Regions from separate parts of the Mus musculus genome. Here region 1 is linked to region 2. Evidence: chromatin loops called from intact Hi-C (ENCODE). Cell type or tissue: left cerebral cortex. All regions are shown on one strand. Links, peaks and the distances in the headings refer to the core of each region. The heading gives the core; the rest is flanking DNA. Region 1 has its middle 3.7 kb from the start of Sec61a1. Region 2 overlaps Kbtbd12 (kelch repeat and BTB (POZ) domain containing 12).

The links. Hi-C counts contacts between places; a loop is a spot of excess contacts. Peaks named below come from ENCODE experiments on the same cell type or tissue, not always from the same donor. Only the 100,000 strongest peaks of a DNase experiment are listed, where the experiment ranks them.
Region 1: a loop joins it to region 2, with 2.0 times the contacts of the local background. A loop is called at or near these places in 2 of 42 quality-filtered maps.

Annotation. Positions count from the first base shown.
Region 1 is chr6:88,519,855-88,525,230 of GRCm38, reverse strand. No RefSeq gene overlaps it. Among named protein-coding and RNA genes, the nearest start is that of Sec61a1, 3.7 kb to the right of the region's middle. In left cerebral cortex, for the core only: no CTCF peak of the experiment used is centred there; DNase peaks (open chromatin) are centred at 1,006 and 3,192; H3K27ac peaks cover 2,185 bases.
Region 2 is chr6:88,572,968-88,578,343 of GRCm38, reverse strand. The region is part of intron 5 of Kbtbd12 (kelch repeat and BTB (POZ) domain containing 12); the gene reads left to right. Among named protein-coding and RNA genes, the nearest start is that of Kbtbd12, 52 kb to the left of the region's middle. In left cerebral cortex, for the core only: no CTCF peak of the experiment used is centred there; DNase peaks (open chromatin) are centred at 1,652 and 2,364; H3K27ac peaks cover 1,630 bases.

The DNA.
Region 1 (5,376 bases), core at 290-5,289, 53 kb after region 2:
AATTTGCATATTTTAATGTCTTGTATAAAAAAATTATCCTCCTCCACGTCCCTTGCTTCCCTTAGGACACCCCTTTGAATTAAGAACTCCAAAAATTAAAAAATGTAAAACCTCACAAGGCGAGAGAAAGAGACAGTGACAGATGAATGACATTTAGTGACAGATGAATGACATTTAGTGACAGATGAATGACATTAGAAGACTGTCAGCTCTTGGGAAACAGACTGCTATGCTTTGTATATTCTCGGCCCACGGAGTGGCACTGTTAGAAACACTGTTGCAGTAGGTGTGGCCTTGTTAGAGTAAGTGTGTCATTGTGGGTATGGGCTCTAATACCCTAGTCCTAGCTGCCTAGAAGTGAGCATTCTGCTAGTATTCAGATGAAGATGTAGAACTCTCAGCTCCAGCTGAACCATGCCTGCCTGGATGCTGCCATGTTCCTCCCTTGATGATAATGGACTGAATCTCTGAATCTGTAAGCCAGCCCCAATTAAATGTTGTCCTTATAAGAGTTGCCTTGGTAATGGTGTCTGTTCATAGCAGTAAAATCCTAAGGCACTGCTGGACATGAAGTAAACCTGTCTTCCTTTTTTCTTTTTTTCTTCTTCTTCGTCTTCTTCTTCTTTTTTTGTTTTTTTTTGTTTTTTGTTTTGTTTTTTTTTTGTTGTTGTTGTTGTTTTTCAAGGCAGGGGTTCTCTGTGTAGTCCTGGCTGTCCTGAAACTCACCTTGTAGACCAGGCTGGCCTCGAACTCAGAAATCCGCCTGCCTCTGCCTCCCAAGTGCTGGGATTACAGGCGTGTGCCACCACACCCGGCTGTCCGTCTTCCTATTTGTCAATTGCTTGCAAAGTGGGGTGTACTACCAGGACCTCTGAAGCAGGGTGGGGAAGGCCAGAAGCAGAACACTGGGTCTGTAAGACCTTGGAGGATGGCAGTACCTCCATGCTGCGCCAAATCTGGGCTGGAAGTCAAACTCACTATAGCAGTTAAACAAAGATGCCTCCCACACCTCTCACAATTGAGTGACTGACCCTCCCTAGCAAGGAAAAGGAGGGAGCCATCTGGGTGGGGACAGCAGATTTAAAATAAATTAAAACACAGCTAGGATACCAAACTGAATTTGAAATTTAAACAAGGAACAGATAATGTGTTTGGTATGAGGCTATCTCAAATGTTACACTTATTCTAAGACATTATTATTCTCTGCTTTTCCAAAGGGCAAATGCAACAGGGTATTCCACATACCGTCTGCAGGTAGCCTTGTATCTGGAGGAAAAAAAAAAAAAAAAAAAAAAACCAGGGCAGTCTGATGGGGCATTCAGGACCCTTGGGCGACACTATGAAGAGTCTAAGGGTAGAAAGGGAACTCGGGTCTTTTTCCAACTCAGCTCCCAGATGACTGTCAACCTGCACGCCACCTACCCAGGCTCCACTGAAGATTGCACAAAGAGCCAATGGTCAGAATGGATCCAGATCCCTCAGCTGCAGAAAAACTCTATAGTGGATGACAGTCTCAAATGCTATGGGATAGTCACTCCAACTCACATCCTCCACAGCCACTGGACCCACACCCCACTGAGAAAGTTTCTCTCCCAAACACCACCCTTAGACACTGCTGGGGAAAGTGACTCACAAAAGCAATGGGGCTCCCAAGAAATGGAGCGTGCAATGTCCCGTGAAAGTGAAGAGGCATCCTTAATGATGAAAACCCAGGCTAAGAGGTGGCCTGCAGACCTAAAGAGCCAGTCCAGACAGGAGCTGGAGAAGCAAGAGAAAATCTAGAAGACACAGGGACAAGACCCCTTAGACTTTTCACTACATTGGGAGGGATGGTAGAGACTGCCAAGAACAGAGAGGTAACCTAGTCAACAGTACTTACAAAGCCCAACAGGTGAAAACATGAGTTAATACTCAAAGAGGAAAGATCCAGAGTCACTAGTAGCCTTGCCACTGTAAAAAAATACCCAAGGTCAAGAGCTTATAAAAAGAACGGGTTTAGGCTAGGCAGTGGTGGCACATGCTTTTAGTTCCAGCATTTGGGAGGCAGAGGCAGGTGGATTTCTGAGTTCGAGGCCAGCCTGGTCTACAGAGTGAGTTCCAGGAAGCCAGGAATACACAGAGAAACACTGTCTCAAAAAAAAGATGAAGACAAAGAAGAAGAAGAAAACGAAGAGGAGGAAGAGAAGGAGGAGGACGAAGAAGAAGAGGAAGAGGAGGAAGAGGAAGAGGAAGAGGAAGAAGGAAAGAAGTTGTTTAGTTTGGCTTATGGTCCATGCTACAGGTTCTTTAGGCTAGTCGGCAGAACAAAATCCACTTATCTCATACCCAGGAGACGAGAAACAAAGAAGGCACAAGGATCCCACAACTTCCTTCAAGGGCTTCCTCCCCCCCCCCCCCCAAAGACCTACTAGGCTCCACCTCTTAAAGGTGTCACTGCTTCCCAGTACTGTCAACCTGGTGAGCAAGACTCCTATTGAGAACAGCTACAGTAGCTCTGACAGAACAGCATGACAGGCAAGCGCAGGGTGACACTGTGCAGTGTCATGAGCCATTGGAGGCTGAGTGGACTTCAGCAGATCTAACTGCCCACTATCAGCTCAAAGAGCCAGGGAGGAGAGCAGGTTGTAGATTTATCTGTAGAGGAAATTTGCCCAGGCACAGGCTCGGTAGGCAGAGATGCAAGGACTTTAGTTTTAATTTATTGGATCAGGAAGCCATGAAGCTGCTGATGGAAAAGGAAAGCCTGGAGTTCCCACTGCTGTCTTGAGAGTGGATGGAGATGTTCATGTGAGGTTTGTTGCTGTTTGAGACAGGCTCTCACTGGTTAGCACTGGCTGACCTGGACTTCACTACATAGACCAGACTGGCCTTAAACTGAGATCCTCCTGTCCCTGCCTCCTGGGTGCTGGGACTAAAAGCATGCACCACCACATCTGGCTTTGAGCTTTTGTTTTTAATTATTTGCCTGTGCATGTGCCCACACAGGCTAAAAGGATGTCATATCTCCTAGAGCTGGAATTAGAGGCAGTTGTGAACTGTCTTATGTTGGTGCTGGGAACCTAACCAAGGTCCTCTATAAAAGCAGTAAGTGCTCTGAACCACAGAACCATCTCTCCAGCCCACCAGTAGGTAATTTTAACAAAGTAATCGTGCTCCATGAGTTGGCTCAGGTTACATCAGCCAAAGAAGCAGATGGCATAAGGAAACTGGTCCCAACTTAGTGGTGTGAGGGAGGCTAGGTGTAGGTGGTAACATCTGTGCCAAGCTTCAGGAGCTGAGCGGGACACGCGTGTTCCAAGACAAGGCTGGGAGGTGATGAAGCAAAGTGGAGAGGAGACCCAGCGGCAGGATGAGGTCCGAGGGGATCAGGGCTTTGGGTGTGCACATGTGGGGGTCCGAGGACAACTCTGTGATGTGGGGGGTCAGGGCTTTGGGTGTGCACTCGTGGAGGTCTGAAGACAGCCCTGTGATGTGGAGTCAGGGCTTCAGGTGTGCACACGTGGAGGTCCAAGGAAAACTCTGTGGAGCTGGATGTGGGGATCAGGGCTTTGGGTGTGCACATGTGGAGGTCCGAGGACAACTCTGTGATGTGGGGATCAGGGCTTTGGGTGTGCACTCGTGGAGGTCTGAAGACAGCCCTGTGATGTGGAGTCAGGGCTTCAGGTGTGCACACGTGGAGGTCCAAGGAAAACTCTGTGGAGCTGGATGTGGGGATCAGGGCTTTGGGTGTGCACACGTCGGGGTCCGAGGACAACTCTGTGATGTGGGGATCAGGGCTTCGGGTGTGCACACGTGGGGGTCTGAGGGGATCAGGGCTTCGGGTGTGCACACGTGGGGCTCTGAGGGGATCAGGGCTTCGGGTGTGCACACGTGGGGCTCTGAGGGGATCAGGGCTTCGGGTGTGCACACGTGGGGGTCTGAGGGGATCAGGGCTTCGGGTGTGCACACGTGGGGGTCCGAGGACAGCTCTTTGGAGCTGGTTTTCTTTCTCCTCCTCCCCTTGTGTGGGTTCCAGGATTGAATTCAGACATCAGGCTGTATGGGGACACTTCAGGTCTGCCTGGGGACAGCTCACTGGCCCTGGCCTGTCTTTTCCTTCCCATAGTAACATATTGGGAACTCTTTCTTGTTTACAGGTTTTGTTTGGAGACAGTGTCTTATAGCCCAGGCTGTCCTTCAACTACTGACCCTCTTCCCTCACCCTGGGACTACAGGCCTAAGTCACCAGGTCAGACTTAGGGAGTCTTTGTTCGTGAAATATTTGATGTATGAAACTTATGTTCTTAGATTTTCTCCTCATTGATGATTAAAACGTCACTCGACCCACAAGCTTTAATAGTATGTTGAAGAGACATACAAACGTGTAGCAATGTAATCTTTGTGGTAGGTGTTATGTTTGGGAGCACTGAGCCTGGGACCTCACACATCAGACAAGGAGTTTGCCGACACGCGAGTTAGTCTCAGCTCTACTCTCACTTTTCTTCTTTTTAAATCTTATGTGCATTGGTGTTCTGCCTCTGTGTATAACTGTGTGAGGTGTCAGATCACCTGGAACTGAAGTTACCGATGGGGATTGGGGGGATGGAGGTGTGGGGCCTGGAGAGATGGCTCAGCAGGTAAGAGCGCTGACTGCTCTTCCAAAGGTCCAACAACCACATGGTGGCTCACAACCATCCATAATGAGATCTGATGCCCATACTCATTATATATATTAAGTAAATAAACCTTTAAAAAAGAAAAGAAGAAATTACAGACGGCTGTGAGCTGTGCTGAGTGTGTGTGCTGGGACTTGAACCTGGGTCGTCCTAACTGCTGAGCCACCTCTCTGGCCACCTACTTTCACTTTTCAACAAAACTTTTGTACTCAACTTTTTATAGCCTATGCCAACATAAGATGCTCCAATTTTTATTCCAGAACTTCGTTTTGTAAAATACAGATTTTGTGAGTATCAAACCAAGTGGAGGTCTGGAATCCATTACTATTTTAACTTCTTCATTGTCCTGAAGACTAAGACAATTCATGTTTATTGCATTTTAAAATACCATTGTCAGGGGTTCAGAGAGATGGCTCAGCGGTTAAGATCGCTTGCTTTTCTTCCAGAGGACCTGAGTTCAGTTCTCAATACCCATGACAGGTGGCTCCCTCTTCTACCTTCAAAGGGCACCTGTTATCATACTTACGTGAGCACAGAAACAATAAAAATAAATCTCAAAGAAATACTTAATCAAAACTTCATTTAGATTTTATTGTCTCTTTAGGCATCTGTCTCTAATATTTAATAATTAAATCTTTAAAATGTGTACATGCAAAAACACTGCACCTCTGTTTCAAAAACCTCACATTGTGGCCTGCTGTGGTGGCACATGCACGGCTAG
Region 2 (5,376 bases), core at 51-5,050:
CATTCTTACTATTTCCTTCCAAGAAGAGCTGTTCACCTCAGGAGTTTGCAGAGTGGAAAGCACTTCTCTGGAGCCTCAGCTGGGTTAGCTATCCCAAGGTGGCGCACCGCTGTAGCTATCCCAAGGTGGCGCACCGCTGTAGCTATCCCAAGGTGGCGCACCGCTGTAGCTATCCCAAGGTGGCGCACCGCTGTAGCTATCCCAAGGTGGCGCACCGCTGTAGCTATCCCAAGGTGGCGCACCGCTGTAGCTATCCCAAGGTGGCGCACCGCTGTAGCTATCCCAAGGTGGCGCACCGCTGTAGCTATCCCAAGGTGGCGCACCGCTGTAGCTATCCCAAGGTGGCGCACCGCTGTAGCTATCCCAAGGTGGCGCACCGCTGTAGCTATCCCAAGGTGGCGCACCGCTGTAGCTATCCCAAGGTGGCGCACCGCTGTAGCTATCCCAAGGTGGCGCACCGCTGGGGTGGCTTACCAGCCTCTTGAAGATCCAAGCTTCAGCAGAATTTAGGTGGAATACTTTTTTTTTTTTTTTAATCTCACGGAGGCCTCCAAATGTTAGTCCTGAAGGTCACAAGAGAAAGACCAGTTCCAGAATTTTGAGCCAAATTTGAAGGAAGCTTTAATTAAATAACGGCCAAGATGATTGTCTCTGACCAGATCCATCTCTAGGTTCCCAGGATGTGGTCATGAGTCACATTTTACAGAGGCTTAAAACGGCAAAACCTCATAGCCACCAAATTTCCCATCAGGTCCAATCAGGAAGAAGCGTACGTCTTGACATATTTCCTGCCTACATCCCTCCCACCCACCCACATCCAATCAAGCACAAACAAACTTTAGGGGAGCAAAACCATGTGACTTGATATTTCCCAAGAACCACAGCACCCAACAGTCCAGGAATTTATCTGCCCTTGGGCAAGTGAGGCTTATAGTTTAACTTGGCTCTTACAGGCTCAGACATAAGAACTAGATATTGAGCTATATTTATATATAACCAATACTGTGCCTTGATTATCCTGTAAAAATGAGAAAATAGAAAATAGGTAGGTATGCTAAGGATGAGAAACAAAGCTAAGTCCCACGAATGCCTTGTCTTTGTTTCTGTGACTAACACACATTACCCAAAGCTAGATGCCTATAAGAAAGGCTTTTTTAGCTCACAGTTTTGGAGGCTAGAAGTCCATGCTCAAGTGACCCCAAACATTGGTGACAGAGACCTCCTTGACTGGGTCACTGCATGGTGGATGGTGTCCTGGTGGCAGTGTATGCAGAGGGAAGAGTCACATGGCAACACAAAAGCCCAAAGTAATTCAGGAGTTATTCTCACTCTTATGTCTGTTTTGTGAAACAAGGTCTCACTGTGTATCGTGAATTGGCCTGGAAGTCACTGCATGAGGTAGGCTGGCCTTGAATTTTCGGGGACCCTGCCTCTGCTTCCTAGGAGCTGCAGTTGTGGGGGTGAACTGCAGTCAAGTACTCCGGGGCACTAGTCAGAGGCCCATGAGAGCTGCATCATCCCTTCTGAGGAGAGCAATCCCAGGGTGTGTTCTCCTCCTACAAAGCCCCGCTTCTTAAAAAGCTCTCCACCTCCAGCATCGCCGCTCTGGAGACCAAGTCTCTTGCACATGAATCTTCGGAGAACAAACTCGAGCAGTATCTAAAGCACAGCCGCCTTCATCTGAGAAATCAAGAATGAAGTGTTAGAAAAATGTTATTTATAGGGCTGGAATCGGTGCCTGGAGAAGCAGCCGAGTAGGAAGGAGAGCAGTGGGTAGGGACAGCTTCTTCAAGGAATTACAGGGGTGAAGTCATCTGACTCTTCGTATCGTGTGAATATGAAGTTAGGAAAGCTGGAACAAAGTTCACAATATGCAAATCAAGTGTGAATGAAGAGAATGGCAGGGAGCACTCTAAGGAGTCCGCCTGAGGCCAGTCTCTGTGAGTCTCGTGGGGTCCTCATTTCTTCTGCACCGAAACACTGGCTGCCATTGTTCTGGGTGGATTTTATAAGCATTTTTGTATAGCAGGTGACCTTATCCGACTCCGTAACAAAGGGCAGACACACTGACCCTTTCATGGAAGTCTTCTGATTCCTAAGCCCAGGATTTCTCTCTAGTACTCACAGGTGTTAGTTGGCACACTTCAGGTCCTGGGAGATTAGGAGCTCAGATAGGTGAAATTCAAGATGCTGACGCCACAGCAGCAACAGCAGCAGCAAAGGATACTGTCCTTCATCTGCAGCTCAGGGGTCCCCTGTCTCCATCAGCATCCATGAATCTGCAGTAAACAGATTACAACAACCCAGAGTTTCACAGTCCTTAACAGACTCCTGAATCTCTCCAGCAGGCTCTCTTCCCCACCTAACATAGGTTGAGGAAGCCAGCATGTTTCAAGGCCAGAGCTTATAACACCAGTCTTTCACACATTCTTACAAAACATAAATGAGGAGACAATTCTCAACTTATTCTGTGAAGTCAGTGTTATCCCATTTAAAAAAAAAAAATCAAAGCTCAGAGGCTAGGGAGATGGTGCAATCAGTAAAGTGCTTGCTGTATGAACCTGTGTAAGAGGCCGATACACTTCTGCACACCCAGCGTAAGGAAGGATCCGGGACTCACTGCCCAGCCAGTCTGGCTGAATCGGTATGTTCAGAGTTGTAGCTAAAGAGCTGGCACCAGGGTTAAAGACATGCACTGCTCTTGTAAAAAAAAAAAAAAAGCGTGGTTCCCAGCACACACATCAAGCTGCTCACAGTTGCCTGTAACCCCAACTCCAGAAGCGCTGACACCCTCTTCTGGCTTCCACAGGCACCTGCATTCACATGCATATACCCATACACAGACATACACACAGACACATCATTAAGATGGCTCAGAGGTTGATAGCACTGACTGCTCTCCCAGAGGTCCTGAGTTCAGTTTCCAGCAACCACACGGTGGCTTACAACCATCTGTAATGGAATCCAATGTCCTCTTCTGGTGTGTCTGAAGACAGTGGCAGTGTACTCATATGCATAAAATAAATATATAAATAAATAATAAATAAATAAATAAATAAATAAATAAATGGAGCTGAGGAAAGAGCACTGGCTGCTTCTCCAGAGGACTGAGATTTCTTCCCAGCACCCACAAGGCAGTTCACAACCACCTGCAACTCCAGTGTCAGGGGATCTGACACCCTTTTATGGCTTCCTTGGACACTACACACACACACACACACACACACACACACACACACACACACACACACAAAATACACAGAAATGTAGGCAGGCAAAACACCCATAAAAATAAATATTTTTATATTTAAGAGAAAAGTAAAACTTAAAAAAATAAGTAAGGTGCAGAGCCATTGAGGGCTTGAGGAAGACTGATGTCAGCTCAGGCTTCCATACATACACTCATATATATGCATTTACCCGTACAGACAGCACACGTAGACACCCCAAAAAAGGCAAAAAATTCCAAATGTAGCAAACTGAAACCAGAAGCATTCAAAAAGAGTAGGGTGGGGAAAAAAAAAAAAGAGTTACATGTTATGACCAAGCTAGATTCTCCCAGACAGGCAACAGTGACTAATTGTCTAAAAACTCATTTATATAACACACCTCTTAAATAAAATAAAGGACAAAAACAGGATAATTATCTAAACAGATGAAAAATAAAGGAGAAAAGCCAGTCCCCACTCACAGCAGACTCAGCGTGGCGGCTTGATATGCGTGGCCAGGGAGTGGCCTGGTTGGAGTAGTGTGTCACTATGGGGTGGCCTTGGAGACCCTCCTCCTCACTACCTGGGAGACAGTCTTCTCCTGGTAGCCTTTGGAACAAGACATAGAACTCTCAGCTCCTTCTCCTGCACCATGACTGCCTGGATTCCAGCTGCCATGCTTCCTGCCTTGATGATAATGGCCTGAACCTCTGACCCTGTAAATTTGCCCATAGTAAATGTTGTCCTTTATAAAAGTTGCCTTGTTCCTGGGGTCTCTTCACAACAAAGGAAACCCTAACTAAGACACTCAGCAAAGTAACTGAACCACTAACACACATCTATGGAAAATCTGCAGCTAACATCATACTCACTGGTGAAAAACTGAAAACCTTGGCCCTTAGACTCAGGAACAAGACAAGAGTGTGCATTCTTGCCATTTCTGTGCAGCACTGTGATGGAGATTCTGCTGCAGGTAATTAGAAAAGAGAAGGAAAACACACGCAGCCAGATTATACAGGAATAATTAATTACCTAGGATATGATCCTTTACTTAGAAAATTCTGAAAAGTTTTTTTTTTAACTTATTGGTACTAAGAAACAAGATCAGCAAGGTTGGAAAAGTAATGTACAGAAAATCACATTTCTATGCCCTTGTAGCGAACAATCCAAATTTAAATTAAGAAAACATTCCACTTATAGTGCCATTAAAATAAATAAAATACTTAGCAAAAAACTTAGCAAAAAGCACAGAACTTGTACATTGAAAAAGTGCAAAGTGCTCTCCCTGAGGACCCAGACATGGTTCCCAGCATCATTGTGTCTATAGCTCCAGAACTATAAAATCCAGTGCTCTTTTCAGCCTCGGATTACCGTATACATGGTACATAAGTGTACATAGTGAAAACACTGTACATAAAATAAAATTAATAAAATATCCAAAAATATTAAATAAGAAGCCAAATAAGTAGTCAGTTTAGTAAGATGATTTAAAGTTTAAATGGAGCTGGCCAACACATGAATAACTCCATGGGTGTTTTGTGGGCTTTTGTTTTGTTTTGGCATTTTTTTTGTCTTACTGGTTTTTTGTTTGTTGATTTTCATTTTTGTATTTTTGTGGGTTTTTTTTTTCTAAAGAAAGATAAAGAGAGAACATAAAACTTTGGTGGGTAGGGAGATGGAGAGATGTAGTCTCCCCTCCCCCAGCCTGAAACCTGCTTGCTCGGGGTGGAGCTTCCTGCTCATTCGTTCTGCCACGCCCACTGCTGGAACCTGAGGAGCCACACACGTGCACCTTTCTACTGGACCAGAGATTATTCGGCGGGAATCGGGTCCCCTCCCCCTTCCTTCATAACTGGTGTCGCAACAATAAAATTTGAGCCTTGATCAGAGTAACTGTCTTGGCTACATTTCTTCTTTTGCCCCGTCTAGATTCCTCTCTTACAGCTCGAGCGGCCTTCTCAGTCGAACCGTTCACGTTGCGAGCTGCTGGCGGCCGCAACATTTTGGCGCCCGAACAGGGACCTGAAGAATGGCAGAGAGATGCTAAGAGGAACGCTGCATTGGAGCTCCACAGGAAAGGATCTTCGTATCGGACATCGGAGCAACGGACAAGTACACATGCTAGCGCTAGCTTAAAATTTCAGTTTTGTAAAGTGTTGCTGAGGAT